Linked DNA regions of Homo sapiens: region 2 is linked to region 1. A link is an interaction called in ENCODE POLR2A ChIA-PET data of the cell type or tissue named here. Cell type or tissue: K562. All regions are shown on one strand. Links, peaks and the distances in the headings refer to the core of each region. The heading gives the core; the rest is flanking DNA. Region 1 holds the start of RTBDN-AS1 (RTBDN antisense RNA 1). Region 2 overlaps NFIX (nuclear factor I X).

What was found. Peaks named below come from ENCODE experiments on the same cell type or tissue, not always from the same donor. Only the 100,000 strongest peaks of a DNase experiment are listed, where the experiment ranks them.
Region 2: POLR2A ChIA-PET joins it to region 1 with 5 read pairs; 1 of 35 experiments calls an interaction of 5 or more read pairs at or near these places.

What each region holds. Positions count from the first base shown.
Region 1 is chr19:12,818,308-12,831,734 of GRCh38, forward strand. It overlaps RTBDN (retbindin), which reads right to left. Exons shown (of 6, transcript NM_001270441.2): 2 at 11,504-11,690; 3 at 10,562-10,646; 4 at 10,350-10,460; 5 at 8,468-8,564; 6 at 7,175-7,626. The coding sequence starts at 11,672. The coding sequence ends at 7,399. RTBDN-AS1 (RTBDN antisense RNA 1) reads left to right here and starts at 7,426. Exons shown (of 3, transcript NR_187779.1): 1 at 7,426-7,605; 2 at 8,478-8,585. RefSeq lists a cis regulatory region at 6,824-7,624, enhancers at 7,193-7,969, 11,742-12,243 and a silencer at 10,218-10,377. In K562, for the core only: a CTCF peak has its summit at 7,409 (motif pointing right); a DNase peak (open chromatin) is centred at 7,374; H3K4me3 peaks cover 339 bases.
Region 2 is chr19:13,078,768-13,095,639 of GRCh38, forward strand. NFIX (nuclear factor I X) reads left to right here. Exons shown (of 11, transcript NM_001365902.3): 8 at 2,913-3,088; 9 at 9,222-9,369; 10 at 11,532-11,623; 11 at 15,868-16,872. The coding sequence ends at 15,882. Among named protein-coding and RNA genes, the nearest start is that of LYL1, 16 kb to the right of the region's middle. RefSeq lists a silencer at 16,751-16,840. In K562, for the core only: a CTCF peak has its summit at 10,589; a DNase peak (open chromatin) is centred at 10,594.

The sequences.
Region 1 (13,427 bases), core at 5,172-10,171:
CGGGAGGAGGTGTGGTCTCCACCCAAGAGACACCCTCTATCCAACCCTCGTCTTGTTGTTATTATTTTGTTATTTGACTTAAAAGCTTATTTTTCTTTTTCTTTTGAGATGGAGACTCACTCTTGCTCCGGCTGTGTTGCAGTGGCATCTCGGCTCACTGCAACCTCCGCCACATGGGTTCAAGTGAGCACATCCGGCTCATTTTGTATTTCTTTTTTTTTTTTTTTTTTTTGAGACTGAGTCTTGCTCTATCGCCCAGGCTAGAGTGCAATGGCCCAATCTCGGCTCACTGCAACCATTGGCTCCCTGGTTCAAGCGATTCTCCTGCCTTAGACTCCTGAGTAGCTGGGATTACAGGCACCGACCACCCCGCCCAGCTAATTTTGTTTTTCTCTTTTTTTTTGAGATGGAATCTTGCTTTGTCTCCCAGGCTGCAGTACAGTGGTGTGATCTTGGCTCACTGCAACCTCCGCCTCCCGGGTTCAAGAAATTCTTCTGCCTCAGCCTCCCAAGTAGCTGGGACTACAGTCACATGCCACCATGCCTGGCTAATTTTTTGTATTTTTAATAAAGAAGGGGTTTCCCCATGTTAGCCAGGATGGTCTCAATCTCCTGACGTCGTGATCTGCCCGCCTTGGCCTCCCAAAATGCTGGGATTACAGGCGTGAGCCACTGTGCCCCGCCTTCTTTGACTTTTTGTAGACACCAGGGGGTGGGTCTTGAAGTCCTGAGCTCAAGGGGTCTCCTGCCTTGGCCTCCCCAAGTGCTAGGATTATAAGTAAAAGCCACCAGCCACCATGTGCAGCCTGCAAATGTTACTTCTTTTTTTTTTTTTTCTGGAATAGAGCCTCACTCTGTCACCCAGGCTGGAGTGCAGTGGTGCGATCTCAGCTCACTGCATCCTCTGCCTCCTGGGTTCAAGCAATTCTCCTGCCTCAGCTCCCGAGTAGCTGGGATTATAGGAACCTACCACCACACCCTGCTAATTTTTGTATTTTTAGTACAGACGAAGTTTCACCAAGTTGGCCAGGCTGGTCTTGAACTCCTGACCTCAGGTTATCCACCCGCCTCAGCCTCCCAAAGTGCTGGGATTACAGGCATGAGCCACCGCGCCCGGCCTGCAAATGTTACTTCTAACAACAGCCTTTGAATTTGTGAGAACTCAGTGCTGGGTCCCCGTCCCAGCAGCGTGAAGCTCACACGGGAGTTGGAAAGAGTCCAGGGTTCCACACTGGCCTGCTGAAGATCCCGAGTGTCATGTTTTTGAGGTTTTTTTTAAGAAACAGAGTTGGCTGGGTGCGGTGGCTCACGCCTGTAATCCCAGCACTTTGGGAGGCCAAGGCGGGTGGATCACCTGAGGCCAGGAGTTCTAGACCAGCCTGGCCAACATGGTAAAACCCCATCTCTACTAAAAATACAAAAATTAGCCAGGCCTGGTGGCAGGCACCTGTAATCCCAGCTACTCCAGGGGTTGAGGCAGGAGAATTGCCTGAACCCGGGAGGTGGAGGTTGTAGTGAGCCGAGATTGCGCCTTTGCACTCCAGCCTGGGGGACAAGAGTGAGACTTCGTCTCAAAAAAAAAAAAAAAAAAAAAAAAAGGCCGGGTGGCTCACACCTGTAATCCCAGCACTTTGGGAGGCTAAGGTGGGCGGATCACGAGGTCAGGAGATTGAGACCATCCTGGCTAACATGGTGAAACCCCATCTCTACTAAAAACACAAAAAATTAGCCAGTGTGGTGGCGGGCACCTGTAGTCCCAGCTACTCGGGAGACTGAGGCAGGAGAATGGCGTGAACCTGGGAGGCGGAGCTTGCAGTGAGCCGAGAATAGCGCCACTGCACTCCAGCCTGGGCTAAAGAGCAAGACTCCATCTCAAAAAAAAAAAAAAAAAAAAAGGGTCTCAGCCAGGCACAGTGGCTCATGCCTATAATCCCAGCACTTTGGGAGGCTAAGGTGGCGGATCACGAGGTCAGGAGTTAAAGACCAGCCTGGCCAACATAGTGAAACCGCTGTCTCTACTAAAAAATACAAAAATCAGCTGGGCGTGGTGGTGAGCGCCTGTAGTCCCAGATACTTGGGGAGGTAAGGTGGGAGGATCACTTGAGCCTGGGAGGTTGAGGCTGCAGTGAGCCGAGATTGCACCACTGCACTTAAGAGCCTGAACAACAGAGTGAGACCCTGTTTTAAAAAAACAAAAACAAGGCTGGGCACGGTGGCTCATGACTGTTATTCCAGCACTTTGGTAGGCCAAGGCAGGTGGATCACCTGAGGTCAGGAATTCAAGACCAGCCTGGCCAACATGGTGAAACCCCGTCTCTACTAAAAGTACAAAAATTAGTCAGGCATAGTGGCAGGCACCTGTAATCCCAGCTAGTAAGGAGGCTGAGGCAGGAGAATAGCTTGAACCTGGGAGGCAGAGGTTGCAGTAAGCCGAGATCGTGCCACACTGCACTCCAGCCTGGGTGACAAGAGCGAGACTCCGTCTCAAAAAACAAAAACAAAAAACCTATGGCTTTCACATGTTTCCTTTTCTAAATGAGGTCCTGAGTATGTGGGACTACAGGCACAAACCATTGCACCTCGCTAATTTTTTTTGGTTTTTGTTTTTTTTGGTAGAGATGAGGTCTTACTATGTTGCCCAGGCTGATTTTGAACTCCTGGCTTCAAGCAGTTCTCCTGCTTCAGCCTTCCAAAGTGCTGGGATTTCAGGCGTGAGCTGTCCTACCTAATTTTGTCCAGCCTAACTTTTTTTTTTTTTTTTATTTTGGAGATGAGGTCTGGCTATGGTGCCCATGCTATTCCCAATCTCCTGGCCTCAAGCAATACAGTCACCTCAGCCTCCCAAGTAGCTGAGACTGTAGCCCGAACTGCCAAACCTTGCATCACACCCTCCTGTCTCTCTCTTTTTTTTTTTTTTCTGAGACACGGTCTCCATCTGTTGCCTCAGCTGGAGGGCAGATGATGGCTCACTGCAACCTCCACCTCCTGGCTCAAGTAATCCTCCCACCTTCAGCCTCCCAAGTAGCTGGGACTACAGGTGTGTGCCACCATGCCCAGCTAATTTTTTTAATTTTTAGTAGAGATGGGGTTTTGCCCTGTTGCCCAGGCTGGTCTGGAACTCCTGACCTCAAAGAATTCATCTGCCTCGGCCTCCTAAAGTGCTAGAATTACAGGTGTGAGCCACAGCTCCTGGTACATCACACTCTATCCTCAGGTTCAAGTGTCTCTGCCTGGCATCCAGTGTCTTCCAGGACCAGATCCCATCTCCCATGGTCTATCCCAGGCTTCCTGGTCAGCTCAGAGTTCCCAGAATATGAAATCTCCAGGCCTTTCACTTGGAATGTCCTCCATGGCTTGATTATCTGACTGGAGATCCTTTAAAGACTTGCTTTACTTCCTTGAATGCTTGTTCCTCCTCCTTGTCACAATAACACAGTCTATAACATCAGTAACCCAGTATGTAACATCATCCACCAGAAGCAATCATAATAGACGGTCTACATTCATTGAGTGATAATTGTGTGCCACACTTTCTAAGCATTTTATTTGACATCCCCCCCATTGGAGGTGGAGTCTATGATGCCTCTCCTTGAATATGAGCTGGCTTCAGTGACTCACTGTAGTGAATAAAAAGTGAGAGATGTCACACTGTGTGAGTTCCAAGGTTAAGTCATCAGAACTGAAACAGATCCCACCTGGCTTGCTCTCTTGGGATATTTCCCTTAGACCGTAGCTGCCATGTTGAGAGGAAGCCCAAGCCACAGAGAGGCCATGTGCAGATATTCTGGCCAACAGCCCCAGCAGAAGTTCAAGGCAACAGCCAACACCAACTACCAGATATGTGAGCAAGGAAGCCTTCAACGTGATTCCAGCCCCAGCCACTGTGTCTGCAAGTATATGACAGATCTTCAGGAAGAACTGCCAAGCTGAACCAAGTCAAACCCCAGAACCATGAAAGATAGTAACTTTTTTTTTTTTTTTTGAGATGGAGTCTCGCTCTGTCACCCAGGCTGGAGTGTAATGGCGTGATCTCGGCTCACTGAAACCTCTGCTTCCTGGGTTCAAGCAATTATCCTGCCTCAGCCTCCTGAGTAGCTGGGATTACAGGCATGCGCCACCACACCCGGCTAATTTTCTGTATTTTTAGTATAGATGGAGTTTCACCATGTTGGTTAGGCTGGTCTCGAACTCCTGACCTCGTGATCCACCTGCCTCGGCCTCCTAAAGTGCTGGTTGTTGTTTCTTTTTTTTTGTTTTGTTTTTTGAGACGGAGTCTGGCTCTGTTACCCAGGTTGGGGCGCAGTGGCATGATCTCGGCTCACTGCAACCTCTGCCTTATGGGTTCAAGTGATTCTCCAGCCTCAGCCTCCTGAGTAGCTGGGATTACAGGCACGCACCACCATGCCCAGCTAATTTTTTATTTTTAGTAGAGACAGGGTTTCACCATGTTGGCCAGGCTGGTCTTGAACCCCTGACCTCAGGTGATCTGCCCGCCTCGGCCTCCCAACGTGCTGGGCTTACAGGCATGAGCCACTGCACTCAGCCGATAATGACTTTTTTTTCTGAGATGGAGTCTTGCTTTGTCGCCCAGGCTGGAGTGCAGTAGTGTGATCTCAGCTGACTAAAACCTCTGCCTCCCAGGTTCATGCCATTCTCCTGCCTCAGCCTCCCAAGTAGCTGGGACTACGGGTGCCTGCCACAATGCCCGACTAATTTTTTGTATTTTTAGTAGAGACGGGGTTTCACCATGTCAGCCAGGATGGTCTCGATATCCTGGCCTTGCGATCCGCCCGCCTTGGACTCCCAAAGTGCTGGGCTTACAGGCATGAGCCACCACGCCCAGCCTAGTGACCTTTTTTTCATCACTATATTGGAATTGTTTGGTATGCAGTGTTAGATAAGCAGAAAAACTTGCACTAACTCACTGAATTCTCCTTTCTCAATCCTGTGAAAGGAATGCATTTCCGTTTTATTTTATTTATTTTATTGTAATTTTTCTTTTTGAGACAAGGTCTCACCCTGTTACCCAGGCTGGAGTGCAGTGGTACTGTCTCAGGTCACCACAACCTCCACCTCCTGGGTTCGAGTGATTATCCTACCGCAGCCTCCCAAGAAACTGGGATTATAGGCATGTGCCACCACAGCTGGCTAATTTTTTTTTTTTTTTTTTTGAGACAGATCCTTGCTCTGTCACCCAGGCTGGAATGCAATGGCACGTTCTCTGCTCACTGCAACCTCCACCTCCCAGGTTCAAGCGATTCTTCTGCCTCAGCCTCCTGAGTAGCTGGGATTACAGGTGCGCCCCACCATGCCTGGCTAATTTTTGTATTTTTTAGTAGAGATGGGGTTTCTCCATGTTGGTCATGCTGGTCTTGAACTCTTGATCTCGTGATCTGCCCGCCTTGGCCTCCCAAAGTGCTGGGATTACAGGCATGAGCCATCGCACCCGGCTGCCTGGCTAATTTTTGTACTTTTGGTAGAGACGGAGTTTCGCCATGTTGGCCAGGCTGGTCTCGAACTCCTGGCCTCAAGTGAATGAACCACCTGCCTCGGCCTCCCAAAGTGCTGGGATTACAGGCATGAGACACCGTGCCTGGCCCACATTCCCATTTTAAAGATGAAGAAACTGAGGCTCAATCTGGGCAACGTGTGAAACCGAAGTTACAGCATAAGTAAGTGGTAGAGCTGGGTTGTGAACACAGGTGGACGCTACACGGGGTCATTCCCACCAAATTCTGTAGTCTGTACATGTATAATATGGGGTCTTGGGCAGGAATGGTGACTTGTGTCTGTAATCCCAGCACTTTGGGAGGCCGAGGCAGGTGGATCACCTGAGGTTTCGCCAACATGGTGAAACCCCATCTCTACTAAAAATACAAAAATTATCCAGATGTGGTGGTGTGTGCCTGCAATCCCAGCTACTCTGGAGGCTGAGGCACGAGAAGCACTTGAACCCAGGAGGCTGAGGTTGCAGTAAGCCAAGATTGCACCACTACAATTCAGCCTGGGAGACAAAGCTAGACTCTGTCTCAAAAAAACAAACAAACAAACAAAAAAAACGCCAGGCGTGGTGGCTCACACATGTAATCTTAGTACTTTGGGAGGCCAAGGTGGGTGGATCCCCTGAAGTGAAGAGTTTGAGACCAGCCTGGCCAACATGGTGAAACCCTATCTCTACTAAAAATACAAAAAATTAGCTGGGCTTGGTGGCAGGTGCCTGTAATCCCAGCTACTAGGGAGGCTGAGGCAGGAGAATCACTGGAACCCGGGAGGAGGAGGTTGCAGTGAGCTGAGATCCTGCTATTGCACTCCAACCTGGGCAACAAGAACGAAACTCAGTCTCAAAATAAATAAATAAATAAAAAGCTGGGATCTGGCTTTTGCCCAGGCTGGAGTGTAGTGGCAGGATTATAGCTTACTGTAGCCTCAATGTTCTGGGATCGAGTGATCTTCTTACCTCAGCCTCTCAAGTAGTTGGGAGTACAGCACATACTACCAGGGCCAGCTTGGTATTCTGTGTCTGCATGTCTTATTATTATTATTTTTTTTGAGAGAGAGGCTCTCACTGTGTCACCCAGACTAGAGTACAGTGGTGTGATCGTGGCTCACTGCAGCCCTGAACTGAGCTCAAGCGATCCTCCTGCCTCAGCCTGCTGAGCAGGTAGGAATACAGGCACGGGTCACTACACTGGGCCAATTAAAAATATTCTTTTTCTTTTTCTTTTTTCTTCCTTTCTCTCTCTCTCTTTTTTTTTTTGTGGAGACAGGTTCTCACCGTATTGCGAAGCCTGGTCTTGAACTCCTGGGCTCAAGCAATCCAACCACCTCAGCCTCTCAAATTGCTGGGATTACAGGCATGAGCCTCTGCACCTGGCCTTGAAGTGTGTCTTGAGGCCTATACAAGTTAGGCAGCTTCTTGGCAGCCCTGGTGGCACACAGTGGGAAGGAACCCCTCCTGCCCTTGTCAGCCCCTGTTCTGACCCCCTCTCCATTTCCAACAACTGGGTATTCCCAGTTATGTTGACTGCTCTAGGGCACAGGCTATCTATCATTTACACTCTAGTATGAGTCAGTCACTACTTCTAGGGTCTGAGGATTAGACGTGAGACATCCGTTACTTTCTGGCAATTCTCCTTCCGACTTATTTCCCCAAGAAGCAGCCACACTCGTCACGTGCTCTAGCTGGCGACTTTATTCAAAGGGGAGAGGGAAAAGTGAGAGAGTTGGGTCATTTCTGGGATAACCTGGAGAGGGGTGGGTCTCTGGAGCTCCAGGGAGGAGGGACAGACATCTCAAAACTATTACAGAAGGCCGAGAGGACGAGGGGTGGGGTTCTGGGTGTCCTGAGGGGCGGGGCTGGGGGAAGGGTCGCTCCCCCAACTCAGGGCCACGCGTCCGCTAGGGGCCGCTGCCGCTTCCACTGCCACTCCCGCTGCCCGCAGCGTCCAGGATGGAGGTGCGAGGGCTGCGGGAACGCCGGGAGGGAGCTTCCCGGCCCCGTCGTCCTGGTCTGGGACGAGGTACCGCGGAGATGGAGATGTTGAAGCAGTGACGGGCTCCAGGAGCAGCCACCGGTAGGGCGTGGCCCAGAGCCGAGCGACAAAGGTCCGTCCCGTCTGCGAAGGTCTAGGAAAAAGTGGAGTTAAGGCCCTAGTGGGCGGAGTCCAGAGACGTGGGGGGCGTGGCCTCGGGAAGGGAAAAATGTGTAAATTCCTTAGGGATTGGGGTCAGAGCCGGAGCGTGCGGCCTGGGAGTCTATGTGCGGAACGTGAGTGGGGGCAGGTCCTTGGGGAGGGTGAATGTTCTTACTGGGCCCTAGCGGGATGAATCAGGGTTGGGGCAGTTGGGGGGCGCGCAGAGAGGTCTGTATCAAGGCTGGGGTTTTGTAGAGAGTGACTGGGCTTCTGGGTCCTCCAGGGTAAAATGTGGATGGACCCAGAGCAGGAATGGTTTCTTGGGAAGGGCAAATCTGGACTTCGAGAGCTTTTGGGGTCAAAGGGCACAACCCAGTAGGAGGTTGGGCTAGGGAAGGGTGGGAGCAGGGACCTGGGGAGTACCAATCCGGTCTCTGGGGTCTAGACACGGTAAGAAAGAACTTGGTGGGGGCCGGGGGCGGTGGCTCACACCTGTAATCCCAACACTTTGGGAGGCCGAGGTGGGCGGATCACCTGAGGTCAGGAGTTCGAAACCAGCCTGGCCAACATGGTGAAACGCTGACTCTACTAAAAATACAAAAATTAGCTGGGCATGGTGGCATGCGCCTGAAATCCCAGCTATTCGGGAGGTTGCGGCAGGAGAATCACTTGAACCCCGGAGGCGGAGGTTGCATCGAGCTGAGATCGCGCCACTGCACTCCAGCCTGGGTGACAAGAATGAAACTCCGTCTCAGAAATAAATAAATAAATAAATAAATAACTTGGTGGGGAGGATCTCAGTCTCTTCCCTTCACCTTCTGCCCCACGCTCACCTGTCCATAGGTAAGGCAGCTGGGCTCACAGCCCCTTTTTTCTGAGAGTGGGAGCCAAGTCGGGCCGCAGGTGATATCATCTTCGCAGTTGGCGAACCTGGAGATGGCGAGTGGAGAGGTGGGTAAAGCCTTTGTAGTTACATTCCAGCGCGATTCTGGCTCTTCTAGACTGTGTTCACTATATGCCCCCACCTCGGATCCAGGCCCCGCCTTTTAGAACCACTCCCCTGCTAACTAACCCCATCTCTCCAGATTTCACCCTGCCCCATATTCTATCAGATCTTTCCATACTCTGGGCCACGTCACAACTGGCCTTGTCCCTACAGACCTCAGACCATTAGTTACAGGCCAGTCCCTCATATTTTCCCACTCTTTCGTTTTCCTTTTATTTATTTTTGAGTCAGGGTCTTGCTCTGTGACTCAAGCTGGAGTGCAGTGGCGTAAGCATGGCTTATGGCAGCTTTGACCTCCCAAGCTGGAGCAATCCTTCCACCTCAGTGTCTCAAGTACCTGGGACTATAGGTGCGCACCATCATGTCCGATTAATTTTTTTTTTTTTTTTTTTTGAGATGGAGTCCTGCTCTGTTACCCAGGCTGGAGTGCAGTGGCCCAATCTCTGCTTCCTGCAACCTCTGCCTCCCAGGTTCAAACAATTCTCCTGCCTCAGCCTCCCGAGTAGCTGGGATTACAGGCGCCCACCACCACGCCTGGCTCATTTTTGTGTTTTTAGTAGAGACGGTGTTTCACCACGTTGGCCAAGCTTGTCTCAAACTCCTGACCTCAGGGGATCTGCCCACCTTGGCCTCCCAAAGTGCTGGGATTACAAGCATGAGCCACTACGTCCGGCCCATGTCTAATTAATTTTTAAATTTTTTGTTGAGACTGGGTCTTGCCATGTTCCCCAGGCTGATCTTGAACTCCTGGCCTCAACCAATCCTCCTGCCTTGACCTCTCAAACGACTGAGATTACAGGCACCCACCCTTTTACCTTATCTTTTCAATCAAGAGGACTCACTCCTTAAGAAATCTCAGGGCCTGGCTGGGCATGGTGGCTCACCCCTGTAATCCCAGCACTTCGAGAGGCCAAGGCAGGCGGACCACCTAGGTCAGGAGTTTGAGACCAGCTTGGCCAACACGGTGAAACACCGTCTCTACTAAAAATACAAAATTTAGCCGGGCGTGGTGGCGGAAGCATGTAATCTCAGCTACTAGGGATGCTGAGGCGGGAGAATCACTTGAACCCAGGAGGCTGAGGTTGCAGTGAGCTGAGATCGTGTCACTGCACTCCAGCCTGGGCGACAAGAGCAAAACTCCATCTCAAAAAAAAAAAAAAGAAAAAAAGGCCGGGCACGGTGGCTCACGCCTGTAATCCCAGCACTTTGGGAGGCCGAGGCGGGCGGATCACGAGGTCAGGAGTCTGAGACCAGCCTGACCAACATAGTGAAACCTCGTCTCTACTAAAAATACAAAAATTAGCCGGGCATGGTGGTGTGCGCCTGTAACCACAGCTACTCAGGAGGGTGAGGCAGGAGAATCGCTTGAACCCGGGAAGTGGAGGTTGCAGTGAGCCGAGATTGCACCACTGCACTCCAGCCTAGGTGACACAGTGAGACTCCATCTCAAAAAAAAAAAGAAAGAAAGAAAAGAAAAGAAATCGCAGGGCTATGAAAAGCCACATTGCCATATGGCAGGTATCTTAAAAGCTGGGGGCTTCTCATGCCTCGCCCCTATCTACCTGGGCTCTAAACATTAAGCTGCATCTCTTAAACCTTGGCCCTGTTGGAGGCCACTCCCCTTTACACAGAAGGCCAAGCAAACTGCAGGCTCCGCCCTCTTCCCCGCCCAAGTCACAACCCACGCCCCTTGCCCCCGCGTCTCCTACCAGGCCTGGCAGAGCTCCTCGCAGAGCGGCTGTGCCTGGCGTACCCCCAATAGCCGCAGGCGGAAGCGACTGCGAAGGGCACGTTGGAGGTGTTCCAGGAAGGATTCGCATCTGGACGTTGGGAGAGATAGGGTCGGATGGGTCAGGACCCGAGGGAGTTCCTGGGCAATGGGCAAAGTACGCGAGAAAACGGTGGAGGGTGCTGTACTCACTCAGGGCTCGGCACTCCACAGCGTTCTGGATGGTTTCCAGGGCCCGATGTCTCTGTTGTGTCCATCTCTGAGGGACAACAAGGTCCTGGCAAAGGGGAACCCTGTGAGCTAGGGTCTTGGATATTCAGGTAAGGTTTGGGAACTGAGGCCTGGGGATCCCCTGGACAGGGGAGACAACAATTACATCAATCCTCACAAACCCATAACTTAAGACCCTTCCTTTGGAATGCAAATGCAGCTTCAAGTAGTAATAATCATTTCTTGTTTATAATAATCAACTTACTTGTCATGTGCCTGGTAGTGACACATATACTTAATCCTTTTCCTTTTTTTTTTTTCTTTTTTTCTTTTGAGACAGGGCCTCACTCTGTCACCCAGGCTGGAGTGCAGTGGCGTGATCTTGGCTCACTGCAACCTCCACCTCCCAGGTTCAAACAATTCTCGTGCCTAAGCCTCCCAAGTAGCTGGGATTTCAGGCGCATGCCACCTCGTCCAGCTAATTTTTGTATTATTAGTAGAGACAGGGGTTTCACCATGCTGGCCAGGCTGGTCTCAAACTCCTGACCTCAAATGATCTGCCCACTGCAGCCTCCCAAAGTGCTGGGATTATAGGCGTGAGCCACCGAGCCCTGCTCATATGCTTATATGCTTAATCTTAACAACAGCTCTGCGAGGTATATTTGTTATTTCTCTCTTTTTGGGGGTCCATGTGAGACCCAGAGAGGTTAAATGACTTCCTCAGGATCACACAGCTACAAAGTGGCAGAGTTGGGATTTGAACCCAGGCAGTCTAATTCTTATCCACCATTCTTCAGCACTATCCGTGCCTCCCACCTTGGTGGCCATGCTAGGCCCCTCTCATAAGGAAATTCTAACATTGTCATGGCAGGGTAGGTGTGGGTTTCTGGGTGTTGGTGGTGAGGCAGGGTCTGGGGTGCTCACCTGCCAGGTGCAGCTTGCCTTTGCCCAGATCAGCTGCCAGCCCATGGTGTTGCTGGGACCTGGCTTGGAGTGGGCGGCTCCCTCCACAGGCTTCTAGCAGGATCCATGCCAAGGTCAGTTGCAGCACCCACGTCAGGCCGATGGGTCGCATGTGGACCCTGCAGTCCATGTCCACCTGAGATAAGAGCTGGCAGGCATAGGGTGGGGTTCAGCCATCCCTTTCTGTGAGCTTAGGGTGGCACCCACCCAGTGCATACCCAAGAAGCAGTGCCAGGCAGAGTAGGGAAAGTGCAGCTGAGGAGGAGGCTGGGGCAGTGGCCAAGGACGTTCAAATCCCAGGAGACCATCAGGGCCTGCCTCCAACCTAGGAGCCCCCCTCCCATCAGAACCATGTCCTCTATGTCCCTTCAGTGCCACCCCAACCAAGCTTAGACCACAGTGGCCCTCCTCCCATCCAGCAGGATCTCCCACCTTTTTAGTCTTCAAGAGACCCCTTCTTTTCTCAGAATGAAGGGGACCTCCCTAGGTCTTCCAATCCCCCTCTCCTGTTCAGTAATTCCTCCCTCTCTTCTATGCGGCCTCCCTCCTCCCTCTCTCGCTCCCTGCCGGCCCTTCTCTGGGTCACCTTCTCTCGGCCCACAATCGGCTTAGGGGCCACCCAGAGCTGGACCTTTGGGACCAAGGCTGGTGTGGCAGGGCTCAGGTTCTGTCACTGGGGCCCAAAGCCCCGAGGCAGGGACAGCTAGCGGTCTGTGGAGACAAGACTGTCCCCTTCCCGCCTCCCCGCATTCAGCCCCTCACCTGTTGGCTGGATTGGGGTCTAGAGGCCGCTAAGACACCTCAGGATCCAGTCCAGGAAACTGGCTGCTGAAAGGGGCGTGGCTTAATGCAGGGGCGGGACCTCCCACCGTCCTGCCCACACTCCAGCTGACCAAAGGCTGGCCGACTTGGGGCTGGTGTGTATATATCCTTGTGTTTGTTTTTATGTTCAGCTTGTGGCTTAAGCTCTGTATCTATATATGTGGGGAGTGTGTGTGTGTGTGTGTGTGTGTATGTGTGTGAGGAAGGTGTGTTTGTGTGGCCTATAGCCTGTGTGTGTTCCCAGGCACCTGTGTCTTTTGTTTGTGTGGCTGTGTGTGTGTTGAGCATGTATGTGTGTTTTTGTTGTATGAGGTTATGTTTATGTGTGTTTCTTGGTGGAGTGGTTGTGTGTGTGTGTGTGTGTGTGTGTGTGTGTGTGTGTGTGTATACGTTCAGAATCTGGGGGAGGATTGTGTGTCCCAAGCAATGTGTTTGCAGTTGAATAAAACAGGATCTTAATAAATGTGAGAAGGGGAAATGTAGCATTGGGTTAGTGTCCCTGCAAAAATGTTGGAAGTCAGTGGATAAAGGTTTTTGACCATGAAGGTTGACCATGAATGAACAAAGAAATGTCATGTGCTGAGCAGGATGTGTTTGTGTGCACACATTATGTGTCCTTCTGAAGTTTCTGTGAATGTGTGTTGCTTGTGAACACTCCTTTAACTCATCCATTCATTCAACAAACATTTATTGAGCACCTACTGTGTGCTAGATTCTGGGGATGCAGTAGTGAACAAGACATGAAAATTTCAGCCAGGCATGGTGGTTCACACCTGTAATCCCAGCACATTGGGAAGCTGAAGTAGAAGGATCGTTTGAGCCCAGGAGTTTGAAACCAGGCTGGCCAACGTGGTGAAACCCCATCTCTACTAAAAATAATCAAAAATAGCTGGGCATGGTGGCACATGCTTGTAATCTCAGCAGTTCAGGAGGCTGAGGCATGAAAATAGTTTGAACCTGGGAAGCAGAGGTTGCAGTGAATCAAGATTGTTCCACTGCACTCCAGCCTGTGCAACAGAGTGAAACTCTGTCTCAAAAACAAACAAACAAACAAAAACTCAAA
Region 2 (16,872 bases), core at 6,103-11,102, 260 kb after region 1:
TGGGGAGGTGGCTGAGTATCTAGGGGCAGCTGGCCAGGTGAAGGGGCCAGAGCTGACCCCGAGTGACAGCCCCACGCTCTCCAAGTGGGCCAAGGTGCAGCAGCGGGTGGGCATGGGAGCCGGCCCCTGCTTCACGTAGCACCTCATCGAGGACCAGGCCGGGCCCCTGGGCTGCCCACCTGGCTCCTGAGCAACCTCCCACTTCTCACTCCTCACGTGCATGGGTGCTACATACAACACAAGCCTGTCCCGAGTCCTCCCCAACTCTGGCCCAGTTCTCCTTTTGTCCTGCCAGCTGTGAGCGGGAAGGCACAGCCTTCTGCTCTGCCTTCCTGCCGGCTCCTCTCTCCCAGCTCCTGGCTGAGCCCAGGCTCTGGATTTTTGCCAGCATGAGCCCAGGTTGATGTGGGGCCTGGATGGAGAAGAGTACTCCTAAGGAGCCCAGGCTCCTGCGGCAAGTAGCTACCTTGTCTGGGCCTCCCTGCCGCTTTCTAGAAAGGAAGGGCTGGGTCTAGGGGACAGGTGGTACCTGGGCTGCTCCCCAGGAAAAGGAACTGCCCACTGCCGTGGGGCTGCTCTCTGACTTCAGTGTCCCAGTTGAGAAGGTGCTCAGGATGAGAACACCTAGATCGCCCTGAGGAGATAGGATCAGGCAGGAGGCTGTGGGAGCTGAGACCTCAGCCCTGTCACTCCTTCACTTTCTTCTTCCCTCTCTGGGCACCCACCTGGCAGCAAGAGGCCTGGACTTTTTCTGGATATGGCCCTATGTCCGCCTGCCATCTCCTGGGCTCGTATGTAGGACACAGAAAATGAGGAGGTTTACCTCCTGGCTTCCTCCTTGGGGCCTCCTGGCTGGGAGCCCAGAGGCAGCCGGTGCTGGGGCAGGGTGTGGTGGCCGCGAGGTGGGGGTGGGGAGCCCAGGCCCTCTACACAGGCAGCAGGAGGGCGCAGGCCTGGCTCCTCCGGCTCCACCTCAGCTTTTATGAACTCCAGAGAGAAGCCAAGTTTCCTCAGCCCCCTAATGAAACCGAGAGCAAGAGCGAGCTGATTGGAAACAGACGGGAGGAGGAAGAGCTGGGGCCTGCTCTGGGTTGGGAATTGCGTGTGCAAGGACGCGTATGTGAGGACACGTGTGTGAGTGATGAGGCTGAGCACATGAGAACACCGCCTAGGTGGCGGTGGCTGGGTGCACACCAGCTCGCACTCAGGAGATGTGTGTGCATATGTCAGACGGCCATCCTGAGCAGATGCTGGCTTTGTCTTCATCCAGAGCCCCAGGGAACCCTCTGCCTCCTCTTGTCCCCCACCCAGTCTCCCACCCAGGGCCTGAATTAAGGCAGGGCTAGTGAGGCACTCACCTTAGGTGCAGAGTGTCAGCAAGTATCAAAAACTCAGTCATCAAGATAAATAATATTTTAATGGAATATGTTTTAAAATCCAAACTATTGCAAAAAAAAGGGTATGGTAAGCAAACACCAGTTTTTTTGTTTGTTTTTCTTTTTCTTTTTTCAAAGACAGTTTCCTGCTCTATTACTCAGGCTGAATGCAGTGGCACGATTATAGCTCACTGAAGCCTTGAACTCCCAGACTCAAGTGATCCCTCCTGTGTGCCACCCTGGCTAATTTTTAAATGTTTGTTGTAGAGACGGGGTCTTGTTATGTTTCCCAGGCTGACCTCCAACTCCTGGATCAAGTGATCCTCCCACCTTGGCCTCCCAAAGCACTGGGATTACAGGTATGAGCCACAGCACTCAGCCATGTCTTTGTTTAAAATGGTTTAAAATGTTGAGGCTGGGCACAGTGGCTCATGCTTGTAATCCCTGTACTTTGGGAGGCCAAGGCAGGAAGACTGCTTGAGGCCAGGAGTTCGAGGCTGCAGCGAGCTGTGATCATGCCACTGCACTACAGCCTGGATGACAGGGCGAGATCCTGTCTCTATTTAACAGATACTGGCTGGGCGCGGTGTCTCACGCCTGTAATCCCAGCACTTTGGGAGGCTGAGGTGGGCGGATCACAAGGTCAGGAGATCGAGACCATTCTGGCTAACACGGTGAAACCCTGTCTCTACTAAAAATACAAAAAATTAGCCGGGCGTGGTGGTGGGCGCCTGTAGTCCCAGCTACTCGGGAGGCTGAGGCAGGAGAATGGCGTGAACCCGGGAGGCAGAGCTTGCAGTGAGCTGAGATCGCACCACTGCACTCCAGCCTGGGTGAGAGAGCGAGACTCAGTCTCAAAAAAAAAAATTCTTTAGGCTGGGCACAGTGGCTCATGCCTGTAATCCCAGCACTTTGGGAGGCCAAGGCAGGCAGATCACTTGAGCCCAGGAGTTTGAGATTAACCAGGACAATATGGCAAAATCTCATCTCTAGAAAAAAAAAAAAGCAAAAATCTACCAGGCCTGGTGGCGTGCACCTGTAGTGCTGGTTACTTGGGGGGCTGAGGTGGGAGGATTGCATGAGCCCAGGAGGATTGCTTGCCGTGATCCGTGTTTGTGCCACTGCACTCCAGTCTGGATGACAGAGCGAGACCCTGTCTCAAATAATAATAATAACACTTTTTTAAAAAGCCAAATAAAATAAAGACAAGATCCTACCCTGCCTCATCTGCCTCATCCTAATCTCCCAGCGCTGGTTGTGATCAAACTTTATTTACAAAAACAAATGGCTGGCCTTTGGACCCTAGTTTGCCTATTTGATTATTATTATTATTATTATTTTTGTATTGCATTAAAACATCATGGATCCTGATGACTGACTTTTTTGTGCCGCCTTAACTTTTGTGCCTGTGGCGGCTGCCTTACCTGCTCAGGATCCTCAGGACCCTCTGACCGGCAGCTCCCCTCCTCTCCTGTCCCTCCCACTGGCTGCCTCCTTGGCCCTGACGCCCTTTTTTCCCTGCCCACGTGCATGCAGGGAGCCCCCGGGCCACAGCATCAGCCCTGCACTTCCCCTCCACGTCCATCATCCAGCAGTCGAGCCCGTATTTCACGCACCCGACCATCCGCTACCACCACCACCACGGGCAGGACTCACTGAAGGAGTTTGTGCAGTTTGTGTGCTCGGATGGCTCGGGCCAGGCCACCGGACAGGTGAGTCCAGAGGGCCCCAGGAGCCCGGCTACAGCCTCATCTCCACATCTATCTGTCTGTCTCAGGGCTCACAGGGAGAGGGCCCAAAAGCCAGGAGCCCACCTGGGGCTGGAGCAGCAGGGAGCTGGTAGTACCAAACGCCTCGATTTTCTGGGTCTGGGGACGGGGGTCTGTGTATTATGCCAGGGCTTGTCTATCATGGTCCGGAGAGGTGGGGGCAGCATCTGGGCCCCCTTGCTCAGTCAGGCTCCTTGCCTTTCCCATGGTCCTTGCCCCCTCAGCAGGAGTGAACTCATGATGATCCAACCCGGATCTGGGCCCTGACCTCCCAGCGCTCCTCTTAAACCTCGGGGCTGCAAGGATTTGCTAGATTCTAGACCAGGGTTTCCCCAGTATCAGCACTGTTGACATTTGGGGCTGTTTATTCACTATTGTGTGAGACCATCCAGTGCTCTGTAGGATGTTGAGCAATATCCCTGGCCTCCACCTGCTAGATGCCAGGAGCACCTCCTCCTCCCCAGTCTTGATAATAAAAAAAAGTCTCCAGATTTCAGTGTGCCCAGGAGGGGAAGACCATCCCTAGTGAGGAGCACTGTGTCAAGGGAAAGCCCCGATCCACATAGCTGCCACGGAGACTCCTGCTGGCAGGACTTTTAACAAAGGGTTCCCAGGACGGTCCTGGTTCTAGAGTGAAACCCTGCTGCTCCTCAGCCCTGGGAGACACACTGGCTCCCCCCAGAGCCCTTCTCTGTCACTGACAGAAACTCAGGGTTGCTCAGCGAAAGAATGATCCCAGGAGGTGGTGGGCCAGAGATGACCCTTCAGTGGGACAACGGTCCCTGGTTGGAATGTGGAGGTTTCTAGACCTCTGGGAAAAATCCAGAGCCTCAGCAGCATGCTGTAATAGGAGAAGCTCTAGCTCCTCTGTAGCCAGCCCTCCCAGCTTGGAAGCCTGCTGCGAGAGGTCAGGCAGGGAGGATGCTCAAAGGGCTGTGGTGGGGAAAGGCATCCCGGAAGCCCACACCAGAGGCTGCCTGCTGCCACCAGCCCCGTGCTGCCTTGGTGTGCTCTGGCAGAGCGAGCATTTGCTAAGTGCTGGTGTATTGATTTGCGGCGGGGCCGTGGCTCCGCCTCCTCACTCTGTCCCTAAGGGAAGCCAGTCCTCTTCCCTCCCTCCTGTTCCCCTCCTGCTCCTTTCCTCCTCGTCTCCCTTCTCCCTTTGCCCATCGAGGGTTTCTCTTGGCTGACTCTGCAGCTCCTTAGCATACTGGTAGCTTCGCCCACCTCTCTCTGGACAAGCTCTGTCCACTTTTAGGGCCATGGAGGGAAGAGCAGACCTGACCTCTGACAGCTGCTGTGCTTGCATCAGAGATGCCAGCAGAGTTCACGGGGAGCTACCAGCCTATGCCCAGCCCCCAAGGGGCCTGGGGTCTGGGATATGCCGCAGAGAGGCCTGGAACATTACCTTACCTGCTTTCTTAACTACCGAGGCAGCCAGGATTTGGAGTCAAATTCAGGCTGGCCTAGAGACCGGCCAAGGTTAGGCCAAGGAGCCAAACCTAACCACAGAACCCTTGAGAAAGTGGGTCATTTAGTCCCCTGGCCATTCTGAGCCTCTGGTCCTGAGGGCTGGGTCCTGAGCCTCTCCCTTGACTTGACTGTTCAAGATTGAGGACTCTGATATAGAGCCATAGTTTTTAAAAAAACGACAGAGGACTCATTTTGCCTAGAAGCTTCTCTTCCTGAGGCAGGCACTTGCTCCAAGCAGACCATGGACAAAACACCGCAAACAGGCACCTTGATTAAGCAAGGAGTGTGGCCCAGCTGGGGAGCAACTTCTGAGTTTCCTTGTGTGGCCTGTGTGGCCTGTTGTACTGAAGAGAGGGAGAGGGGGCTCAGCGGGGAGCCTGCTTGATGGAGCCCACGCCCGGCTTCTGGGAGGAGGCTAGAGACAGCACTGTGCTACACAAGAGGCTGATGCATAGCTGCAGAGAGCCAGAGGGCCCGGCTCCGCCACTGATCCAGTGGGTAGGGAGTGGCAGCGCCCAGCTGTGCTTGCACTACAGCCACTGTTAAGCAGTGCTTCTCAGACTTGGCATGCGCGAGAGTCAACTAGAGCCCTGGCTAACACACAGATGGCTGTGCCTCACCCCCAGAGCATCTGATGCAGCAGGTCTGGGGTGGGGACTAAGAATTAGCATTTTTCCCAACTTTCTAGGTGATGCTGATGCTGTTTCTAACCTCCTTGAGAATCAGAAGTCACAGATCAGTTTTGCAGGAAAATGTCTGCATAGAAGAATTTTAGGCTGGGCGTGGTGGCTCACACCTGTAATCCTAGCACTTTGGGAGGCTGAGGCAGGCAGATGATTGCCTGAGCTCAGGAGTTCGAGACCAGCCTGGGCAACACGGTAAAACCCCTCTCTACTAAAATACAAAAAATTAGCTGGACGTGGTGGCGTGTGCCTGTAGTCCCAGCTACTTGGGAGGCTGAGGCAGAAGAATCGCTTGAACCCGGGAGGCAGAGGTTGCAGTGAGCCAAGATTGCGCCACTGCACTCCAGTCTGGGCGACAGAGTGAGACTCTGTGTACAAAACAAAAACAAAAACAAAAAAAACCCAGAATTTTATAGACAATTGCAGAAGGGTTCCCAGGGCACACCTATAGCCATGGCCTTGGACCCTAGGGTAATAACAGCCAAGGCCATGTGGAGACACTATGCAGAGGAGATGCAAAGGGCAGTTAAGAGGATGCCTGGTTAGCTGTGTTTCAGGGAGAAGGAAGAGACTGCCAAGTGAACATGATGGAGAAATCACAGGGCCCAATGGGAGAGCATGACTCCGGGAGGCAGGATGCCTGGTCCTGGCTCAGTCTTACCATCATTGTCTGAACAGCCAGGCCCACGTGTTTATCTGTAAGGTGAAAGTGAGGAGCTGGTCGGGCGCGGTGGCTTATACCTGTAATCCCAGCACTTTGGGAGGCTGAGGTGGGCGGATCATCTGAGGTTGGGAGTTCGAGACCAGCCTGACCAACATGGAGAAACCCCGTCTCTACTAAAAATACAAAAATTAGCCGGGCATGATGGTGGGTGCCTGTAATCCCAGCTACTTGGGAGGCTGAGGCAGGAGAATCGCTTGAACCCGGGAGGCGGAGGTTGCAGTGAGCCGAGATTGCGCCACTGCACTCCAGCCTGGGCGACAGAGTGAGACTCCATCTCAAAAAAAAAAAAAAAAAAAAAATTGAGGAGCTATACCACCTTCCAGGCTCCTTCTAGCTCCTAACTCCTGAGGTTTTAAGGCACTGCACAGTCACAAGACCTTGAGGTTTTTAAAACCTCAACTGTACCCCAGTCAGAGCTGAGACATGCCAGCCTGGTTGGAAGTTACATCTAGAAACTGAATGTTGTAAATCAGCAGGTTTCAATGTCTGGCCATATCAGGCGGGGATTAGCATTATTGGGTGGGATTAACGATTTAGATACTCCTCGGGGAGACAGGCTCTGAAGCTGGAGGAAGGCAGAGGCCGTCCTGTGGTTGCTTGGAAGGCCTCTGTGTCCCAGTCCCCTGGGAGCCTGAGCTCGGGACACCTGGAGAGGAGGAGTGAGGCTGTGATCAGACCGTCCCATTCCCTCCTTCTAGGCAGGCATGGAGATGAGGGGAGGCGTCGCATCACCTTTCTCTGCAGCGCTGCAAACCCCCACGCTCTGACCTGCACTGTTACCTGGAACTGAGGGTCCCTTTCCAAAACACCTGCACAAAAGTTCTCCAGCCCTTGACACATATGGGGACCAGCAGCCACTGTTTGCTTTTGTCAAGGGCCACTGAGAGTTGTCACCCTTGGAGTGGGCAGGAATGGGTCAAAGGAACCATTTAGAGGGACAGTGTGTCAGACCTAGATGCTGGTCATCGTGGTAAAAAAACAGTGGGCAGAGAAGCCAGAGTTCAGAAGGGCGTGGCTGCACAGGCCAGCCTGGGCTTCCGTGACTTTAAAGTGCAGCAGGAAGGACAAGTCGATCCCACGTGCTTAGTGGTACTTGAGTGCTGCATGCTTCTGCCGACTTGTTGGGGAGCTGGCAGGGATGGGGGAGTGGCCTGTTTTGAAGGTTCCAGTGAGATCAAGAATGTCCTAGAGAAACAGGGCAGAGAAAGATAGGTTGTGATTCAGGGGATCTGGCTGGTCCCCACAGAGGGGACAGCGTTTTTTGAGCAGGTCTTGAAGGGTGTGGGAAATAGTCTTTCATACAGAGAGCTTCGCAGCAAGCCAGCGTGCAGTCCTGCCTGCTCGGCCTGTGTTCCGGAAACCCCAGTCAGTTTGGAATGGGAAGTGCAGAGGGGCGGTAGGGGCTGGACCAGTAGAGGCATCCGTGGGGGCCTTGAATGCCCAACTGAGGAGATTGGACTTCATGTTGGGTATAGCTGGGGCCGTGGAAGGTTTCAGAGGACTGGAGAAACCTGAGCTGATGTGGATTTGGGGGAGAGGATTGATGAGCCTGGTGGAAAGAATCCTAGCATCCCTGGAGTAGTCAGGCAGACATGGCTGTGAATTCCAGGTCTGGCCAGTTGCAGCTGGGTGACTTAGGATAAACCATTTAATGGCCCAGAGCCTCAGTTTCCTCAGTTGTGAAATAAAGAGAATAGAGCTTCCTTTGTGGCAAGGCTTCCCAGGGCAGGCCTGTTAATGCTTGGACTGATGATCCTTTGTTGTTGGGGCTGTCCTGTGCACCGCAGGATGTCGAGGAGCATCCTGGCCTCCACCCAGCCCCTCCAGCCTCTTTGTTGTGACAACTGAAAGTGTCTCCAGACATTGCCAGTGTCTCCTTGAGGGGGACAGAATTACCCCTGGGTGAGAACTGATGCTTTCTGGGGTGGGTCAGGGGTTACACAACAGAACTAAAGCACCTGGTCCAGGGCTGGACACTGAGGGTCCTGAGCTGATAAGCACAGTCTCAGCACAGGGGAGCCCCATACACCAGCTCATTGTCATCGTCCAGCTGAAATCTGTGAGGACAGAACGAGGCACTGGCTGGAGACATCAAGGGGATGGGCTCCTCAGGGCTTGCTCACCGATAGGAGGAGGAGCACACAGCATCCTCTCTGGGTCTCGCATCCGGGTGCCCGGAAGGGCGGAACTCTATCCCACAGGAGAGGTGCTGGTTTAGGATGAAGAGCGCAGGCCAGGCCTTCCTGAGCCCACGCTGCAGTGGTCATCAGGGTCCTGTTCAGAGCAGCAGGAGGTGTGTGCCCAAACCTCCAGGGAGGTCTCTCCAAGGAACCTGCCTGGGAGAGGCAGGGGCGCCTCTGTCTGTCCTTTGGCACCTGTGTGTCCTGAAGCCAGAAGGCCAACCCACGCAAGGCCATGCACAGGGCCTGGAGGAGAAAATCCAGTTAGAAGCAAATGAGGGCATAAAGGACAAGGAATGCATCCTGGCAGCCGAGCATCCATGGCGTCTGAGGGCGTTGTACAGGGAAGTCCTCCTGAAGAACCTCACGGGCACTAGAGCTGGCAGCGATGGATTTTCTTCCCTGGCCATTCTTGAGAGAACAGGTCAGCACCCTACCACCCACAGGCAGTGAGGACCCAGGCTGCTGGAGCCGAGGACGAGCTCCCCAACTTCTGGTGGCCTCCTGAGGACATGTTGTGGGGTGGGTGCTGGCAGGCCTGCCGTCCTTGGTTAGGTGAACCAGCTCAGCCCGACAGCCCTCAGAGGGAGGCAGGCATGTGCTTTGGGGAGCCGGGGGAGCAGGGTGAGCGCGCTCATCTTTCCTGCTGTAGGAGATGGTCTTCAGGAGTGTGAGAGTTCTAGGTACAGCTGCACGTATTTGCTAGGTGGCACATTTTGGTACCTAAAACATTTTCCCTAAGAAGTAACAAACCACCCGTCGAACACCCCCTCCCTCCCTCCCACAACTTCAAAAGAGGACCAAAAAAAAAAAAAAAAAAAAAAAAGAGAAACACCTGAGAGACCAAATAGAGGCCTTACACCCTCACCCATCCTGTGCCCTGGAGGAGAGGACCCAATCCTGGATCTTCCACCGGGAGCGCCCGCTCTCAGGAGCGAGCTGGCGCGGCCGCGCAGGGGAGCGTGTGTCTGTGTGTGATGTGCCTTCATGCGTCACTCTATTTATGTTGTTCGCAGCCCAACGGTAGCGGCCAGGGCAAAGTCCCGGGGTCATTTTTGCTACCGCCGCCGCCTCCAGTGGCCAGACCTGTGCCCCTTCCTATGCCTGATTCCAAATCCACCAGCACTGCCCCAGACGGCGCCGCCTTGACTCCTCCATCACCTTGTAAGTGGACGATGAAACCGAAACCACAACGCCCAGCGTCCCCGGCCCGTCCAAACAGTCTCCACTGCAAAAAGAAAAGCCTTCCCCCTCCCCACCACCAAAGCCCCCCAACCCAGAGCACCATGGACAAGAGCAGAGCCGAGCCCCCCAACCACAGCCTCCCTCCCGGGCCTCAGTCGCACCAGCCAGCACCCCACGAGCCCCCTGCCCGCTGCTCCCAGCCGGGGCCCCTGGCCCAGGCCCCTCTGGGGGGCGGGAGGGAGAGCACAGCTGGGGCGCGCAGGCCAGGGGTGCTGGCGGGGGTGGGAGGGGGCGGGGAGGCACAGCCATGCCATCTTCATGCCTGATTGCTGTTTTTTTTTTTTTGTTTTTTGTTTTTGTTTTTTAATTTTTTTGTTGTTTCGTTGTTCCCCCCACACCAAGAAAATCAAATGTAACCACAAGGCGACGCCACCACCATCCCCTTTTTGCCTTGCCCCTCACCTCCATCCCTGGGCCCTTGGGCCTCAAAGACGCAGCAGGCCAGCCCGACCCCTTCCCCCTCAGTCTCACATTTGGTTTCTCGTTGTTCCTCTTTTTTTTTCCCCCCCTTCCATCCCTCTCCCGTCCCTTCTCCGCAATTCCTTTCCCAGGTTAGATGTTCCAAGGACGAGGGAGGGCTGTGGGCTTTGGCTTACTTCATCTCTCTCTCTGTCTCTCTTTCTTTTCTTTTCTTTTCTTTTTTTTTCCTCTTAAACCAATGACAAATTTTGTCAAAGGGAAAAGAAGAAAAATCATTCGAGAGGTCCCAGGTAGACCCGGCGTGAAGGACAGGAGGATGGGGCGGGTGCTGTCTGTGGGCCAGGGTGGGCAGCTCTGGGGGTGGGCAGGCCACAGGCCAGGGCAGTTCGGTGGCGGTGGGAGGGGTGGCCCATCTCACACTGCTCTCCGCTCGCTTTGTCTCTCCTCCTTTCTCGTGGTTTGAGTTCTTTTCCCCTCTCCATCCTCTTCATGCCATCTTCCCATCTGCATCCACCATAAGACATGAAGTCACAGTCATTGGAGGTGGGCAGGGTGGGGGATGGGAGCTGGGCTACAGGGTTCGGGGGCCACTTCTGGAGAGAGGTGGGCAGAATCTGGTGAGCATGGAGTCCCTGGGTGTGTCTGGTGCAGGGCAGCGGCGGGCCTTCCAGGTAACCTGTGACACTCCTTGCCTCCTCTGGGGGCATCTTCCCTTCTGGGGGTGCAGGGCCTGTTCCCTCCAGCAGGGCTCCATCTGGACAACCTGAGAGGAACTCAGGGCTGTTGAGATCATTTTGTCTTTGGGCCCCAGGATGGCTGCTCCCAGGCATCTGAGCCCTAGGGCTCTGCCAGGCTCTCCAGCCTCCTCCTCCTCTATTGCCTTGGTCCTGGAACCACAGGCCTGTTGGACCTGGTGCATCAGTCAGAGGAGGAGAATGCCATAGGCCTGAGCCTTGCCACCCCCTGGGCCCAAGCCAGGCAGCCAGCTCCTAGGCCCTTCTCTGACCCTGCCCTACCTGGCTCAGACCTCCATTGGGCACCCTTTGGGTTCCCCAAGCCTGCCTGCCTGGTCCTTGGGCCTGCCCAGAGTGGTAAGAGGTGTAGCATCTAGCTAGGCCACCCAGGTTGGAGAGGTAGCCTGGCTGGGAAGGCCTTCCCGAAGCAGGGTGGGGCCGGACTGCCAAAGCCTCCACCCTCCCCTGGCCCCCTCTCTTCAGTACCTGAGAGGGGCCAGTGGGAAAGCAGGGTTATCCACTGAGGGTACCTGGGGACCAGGGCTATCCCCAGCCCTGCCCAGTGCCTCACTAGCGGGTGGAACTGGGTCCAGGAGACTTGTCTCAGCCTCCAGGGCCTCTCCCTCATCCCAGCTGTGAAAAAGGATGCCTGGCTGAGACTGTGGCTTCTGAGTGGGTGTGTGTCGGGGGTGTAGTGTGTGTTCCTGGTCAGTGAGAGGATGAGGGTGTCCCTCTGTAGTGGGGGGCAGGCTCGGAGCCTGGCCTTCAGCTCAGATGCCCCTCTGGCCCATCCTTCCCACTGCCAGCCTAAACTCGGGCAGCATGGTCTAACTCAGTCTCTCCCTCTCTCAGCAGCCCCGAGGGGCAGTGCCCAGGTGGGCCCCAAGGCCTGACAGGGTCTCTCCCTCTCTCCCCTGCTCCCCACAGCATTCGCAACGACAGGCGCCTCCTCTGCCAACCGGTTTGTCAGCATCGGACCCCGGGACGGCAACTTTCTGAACATCCCACAGCAGTCTCAGGTAGGAGACCCTGCCCACCACCTGGATGCAGGGACCAGGGGAGTAGTCAGGGTTGGGGGGCATCTTGGTGTTAGGGAAGAGCCTGGAGTCCTTGGGGCTAACAGGGAGAGAGAGGTCTGAGGTGGGGCTGGAGGGCCCAGGCTTTTGCACGCCCAGCTGAGCCTGTCTCCCCAGGCAGCCCCCAGGCTCCCTGGCTAATCAGCTAATTGGATAATTAGCTCTGACAGCCCTGGCCCTGGGGAAGGCGGCCAAGGACCCAAGTCTAGAGGCCCTCTGGGCCAGGCCTGGTAGAAGCAAAGATGGAAGCCTGAGGCCCATCGGGAGGAGAATAGAGTCTGCCTCACTGCTTTCACCTGCCCCGACTGGAAGCCCCGGCCCCTAGCCCTCCCCTTTCCCCTGGCGTTGGGTGGGCTGGGTGACGGGTGGAGGAGGGACAGAGGGCCTGGTGGGCTGCGTGCCCAGAACTGGCACTGAGGGCAGGGCAGGGCAGGCCGCCACCCTAGAGGCCCCTCACCCAAGTCTCCAGGAGTCCTGTTAGGGAGAAGGCCAGCATGCTGGAGACCTCATCCTTGCTCCTATCCCCTGCTGACACCACCCTTAGTTCTCACCAGGAGACAGATCCCCGTCACAAGCAGGGCATAAGACTACTCTTAGCCCTCCAGGTGGAGACCCCAGAGGCCAGTGCCCACAGAGCCCAGTGCCCTTGGGGGCACAGGGAAGACCCATCTCAGGAGGAGGACAGAGGCAGCTTTAGGGGGCCTGAGGCTTTTACCACCCAGGGTTTTGAAAAAGAACATGCAAAGATCTTTCTTTTGCACATTTTACAAAAACACCACCTTGGAGGTGTCCTCAGCCCGGGGAAATCCACCTCTCTCAAGAGCCCCTGGGGCCACCTCTCATCTCCTGCTCTGCCTCTGTTCTGGGGCCTGAGTCCAGAGAAAGTTGGTGGATGGAAGTTGTGTGTGTGGTTTGAGATTGTTTTTTTTTTTTTCTTTTCCTTTCCTTCCCTCAAAAAAAAAAAAAAAAAAAAGCCAAAAAACTTTGTCAAACTTCAAACTTCAGAGCTCCCTAGTGGCAAGGAGGGGAGGGGAAGAGAACTTCAACCCCCTCCAGCTTCCCACCCCCTTTCCCCAGAGTCACGTCTGACCCGTCTGGTTTCCAGGAGCAACCAGACATGATGTAACACCCAGATGAACTTGAACTTGGGGGTGCTGAGAAGAAAAACAATGGCTCCGAGCAGGGGCTGGAGCCAGCCCCCTCTGCTCTGTGCCAGGGAGGCCGAGAGAGCCCTGCTGGCAGAGGCGGGAGGGGGTGCGAGAGGAAGGGACAGCAGGCGGGCCTCCCCTCCCAGCTCTGGGCTGGCACCAGGCTTCAGGGTTCCATCGCTCCCTCCCTCCTGCTGCCTGCCTGGGCTGCTCACAGCTCTGCGGTCGTGCGCTCCGAGGACCACTGCCACGAGCCGTCCCTGCTAACCCTGTTTCCGCTGCCTCCTTTACTTTCTTTGCTCACTTTGCTTGGACGTTTGGGGGCCAAGTCAGAGTTTAGGGAAAGTTTGTCTCCCCCCATGTTCCCTGTGTCTTAGGCTCCAGGAGGTAGGAGGAAGGAGTCCCAGCGGGGGTCCAGGGCCCCTGAGCAGGCAGGTGTGTCTGGGAGTGGTTGGGGGAGCGGAAGCTGGACAAGCGGAGCTGGAGCCCTCGGGCCTGGGGGCAGGCAGGCGGCTGCAACGGGCGGGCGCAGGGGGTACAGCCGGGGGTGGTTTCCACAGTAACCAGTGACTTTAGCTGATCTCTGGAGCACCAGATGGAGAGAGAACAATAGAATGAGGGAAGAAAAGAGAATTTTAGCAATTTTGTCATTCCCTGGGCAGCGCTTTTTACTTAGTTTTAATCAATTTTGGACCTGGCTCAGGAAGTAGGGAGGGGTGAGCAGAGAAAGCCACTCTGTGCTTGGCAGCAGATCCCCCATTTCTGGGACCTGTGGGGAGGTGCCGGGGAGCCCCCTTGGGGCAGCCTTTGTCCCTAACTCCAGACCTGGAACCAGAGTCTTCCTTCCCTGAGGAGGACCCCCCAGTCTGAGCATTGGCAGTTGTCCCCAACTGTACAGCTCAGGAGACCCCAAAGGGGCCAGTGTGAGGCCCTGGCATGATCTGCCAGGAGCAGATAGGGCAGGTGGGGCCCTCCCTGTCCTATTGTCCACAAGCCTCATTTGCCTGGTGAGGAGAGGGGTGGGCTTACCACCAGAGTCAGCCTCCCCCTCAACCTCGGGGCAATGGCACAGGGTTCCTGTATAGTCTCCCCTTGGGAAGGGGGTCCCAGGGAACAGGCCCAAGCCTGTGGCAGGTGGGGGTCACCCAGCCCAGGCGCTTCCCACCCCCGGGCCTGGGCCAGAAGCCCAGGAGCTGGCTGCGGGCCGGTTCTCCCCCACCCACTCTGGGGATGCCTCAGGCCTGGGTTTCCGCCTTAGCCTCGCCAGGCCCCAATGAGCCTCTGTTTGGCCTGTAGTCAATTGACCGGTTGGACTTGGGGCAGGTGCTCGAGGAGCCCCACTGAGGGAGGGCAGGTCTCTTGTGCGTACTGTCCAGCACATACAGGAAATTTAGCATTTCTGCCCACCCAGCAGCGCCTGCTCATTGTGGCAATCCCAAACCGCCACATTTCCAGATGCTCTTGATCTGCACTGTCCATTGTGGTAGCCACGGGCCACGTGTGGCTGTTTACATTTAAATTATTAACTAAAGAAAAATTTAGTTCCTCAGTTACAGTAGCCACATTTCAAGTGCTTAGAAACCACTTGTGGCTAGTGGCTACTGCAATGGAAATGAGAACATTTCCATTGTCACAGAAAGTGCTAGATGATCTCCAAGGCCCTTTCTGAAACTCAGTGTCCCTATCCTCAGTCCCAAACCAGAGCCTGAGAGCAGGTCTGGCCTGCAGGCAGAATGTTTGACCAAAGCAATGTTTTAAATATTGGAAATTTTCACACGAAATTCTGTTTGGGCTTCTGGCTTCTTTTGAAAAGTTGGCAGATGAGCTGCCCTGGGCCCTCACCCTGACCCTAGGCAGGGCACAGGCATTCTGGCCACCACAGACCCTGCTTCCTCGTGCTCGCAGCACAGGCAGCAGTTAGGAGCACAGCCTGCACTGCCCCTTACATTTGAACCCTGGCTCTGTTGCCCGAGGGCTGTGTGGCCTCAGGCAGGTCACGTACCCCCTCTGTGCCTAGCTTCCTGGTGGGGTCAGGGCAGGGGTGGAGTGAACCAGGACCTGGTATGTGCTCTGTAGTTGGCTCCGCCTGGCCCCTGCAGACCAGAGTCTGTGACAGCCTGGGAGAGGTCCCAAGATGCATTTTCAGGGACCCTCATTTTGCCCCAACGGTACTACCAGGTGCACCCAGGCCCAGTAGACCACAGTAGACCCTGACCCACCACTTTGCCAGGAGGTGGGGCTGGAGCCTTGGATGGAGGGCGTAGCCAAGCAGCCCAGACCCTTGGGGTCTGCCCTGGGTGTGCTCTGAGCTGAGCCACCAGACACAGGCAGACAAGACAAGGCCCTGTCTGTGGGAAGGCAGCGCCCCCTGCTGGCGATATGAAGGAAATGACGCTCACCCCAGGGAGCCTCAAGTCCTTCCTCAATGTCTGGTGCCCTGAGGGTAGAGGATCCAGCACCATGGGCTACGTGGCCCCTCCCCCAGGCCTGGCGCTACTAGGGACTGAAGCTGTGTGGTTCCCCTGCCCCCAGTCTTTCAGCCTGTGGGACCTTGGCTGGGGTATATAGATGGGAATTTCTGCTTTTAATCCAAAGAGACAGAAAGAAAACTCAGCAAGAAGCTGGGCCACCCCCAACCCATTCCTAAAACCCCTCTGGGTACAAAAGCCCCAGCCTGGCATCTTCCCCACCCTCCAGGACCCACACAAAAACCTAAACAATTGGAAACATGGCCAGATCTCAGGCCTGTGCCAGCGCCAGCCATGGGGGTCCCACCCGCTGGGCACAGTGCCCACGGGAAGGCCAGCTGGACTCTAGCACTAGGGGCAGAGTCTCTGAGGGGGCGGGGTTCTCGCAGGAGGGAGGGAGAGAATGGGGATGCCCTTTCTTCTCCATGGGAACAAGGTGGGTGGTGGCTGCCCGGCACCCTGGCTCTTTGGGAGCTGGACCCTTGAGGGGCCAGGTCACTGGGCCAGGTAGGAGTGAGATGGGACCTGCCCCAGCTGTTCTCAGTATCGCCTCTTTTTCATCCTGTTTCAGTCCTGGTTCCTCTGATAAGATCGACAAAAGAAACAACAAAATGAGAAGAAGAGGTTCCTCGAAAGGGGGGAGAAGAAATTTTGAGAATGGAAAAATCCCCCAGCCCAGCCCAGCCCCACCGAAAAGCAAAAATTACACGTCGTCAGCCACTCAGCCCTTCTCTCCTCCAGCCCGGGGACCCCCGCGGGCCCCAGAAGCAGCCCAGTTCTCAGAGAGCCCTTGGAAGGGGTCTCGGTGGAGCTGTGCACCAGCAGCCAAGCAGAAAGAAACACGCGACATGGACTCTGTCAAGTAGAGGACAGAAAGCAAGAAAGGATGCAGAACTGCCTTCCTCCCCCTGACCCCGCCCCGGCCTTCTGGGGAAGGAACAAAGTCCCCAAACAAAGCAACCAGCACAATTCTGAAGGGGCCTGGCCTCCACCCTCACCCCTTCCTAGGGGAACCCCACCCTCCACACAGCCGGAGCTGCCCTAGGGAGCCTGGAGGGCCAGCTTGTAAAGATGATGGGGTTTAGATCCCTCAGGCTCTCCCCTCCAGACTCCGCCCTTCCCTCCCTCCCTCCCTCCCTCCCTCTCTGCCAAGGCTCCAGCTTCTTCCCCCAGCTGCTCCCGACCAGGAGGGGGAGAGCAGCCTCCACTTACCCCACCCCACCCTTGGGCTAAAAGCCCCCAGGCGGGCAGGGGGTGACCCCTGGAGCTAGTTGCGTGTCCCAGAATGGAGGGTGTTCTGACACCCCACCCTGAGCCGCAAGAGCAGTCCTGGGGCCCTGGACCCCTCTGTACAGTCCGTAGGAAAAAGTCGGAATGCTCTCGACGGCCTCGTCCCAGCCTGGGACAGGCCCCCTTTCCCCTCTCTCTGCAGGCCAGGAGGGCCTCCTTCCTGCCACGAGGGAGGGGAGTCGGGCCCCAGGTCGCCCCCGCCCCCAGCCCTGCATGCAGGTGCCCTCGCTCCGCCCCATCAGTTCCTGCCCCTGCCCCTCATGCAGACTGCCCTGCTGGGGCCGGG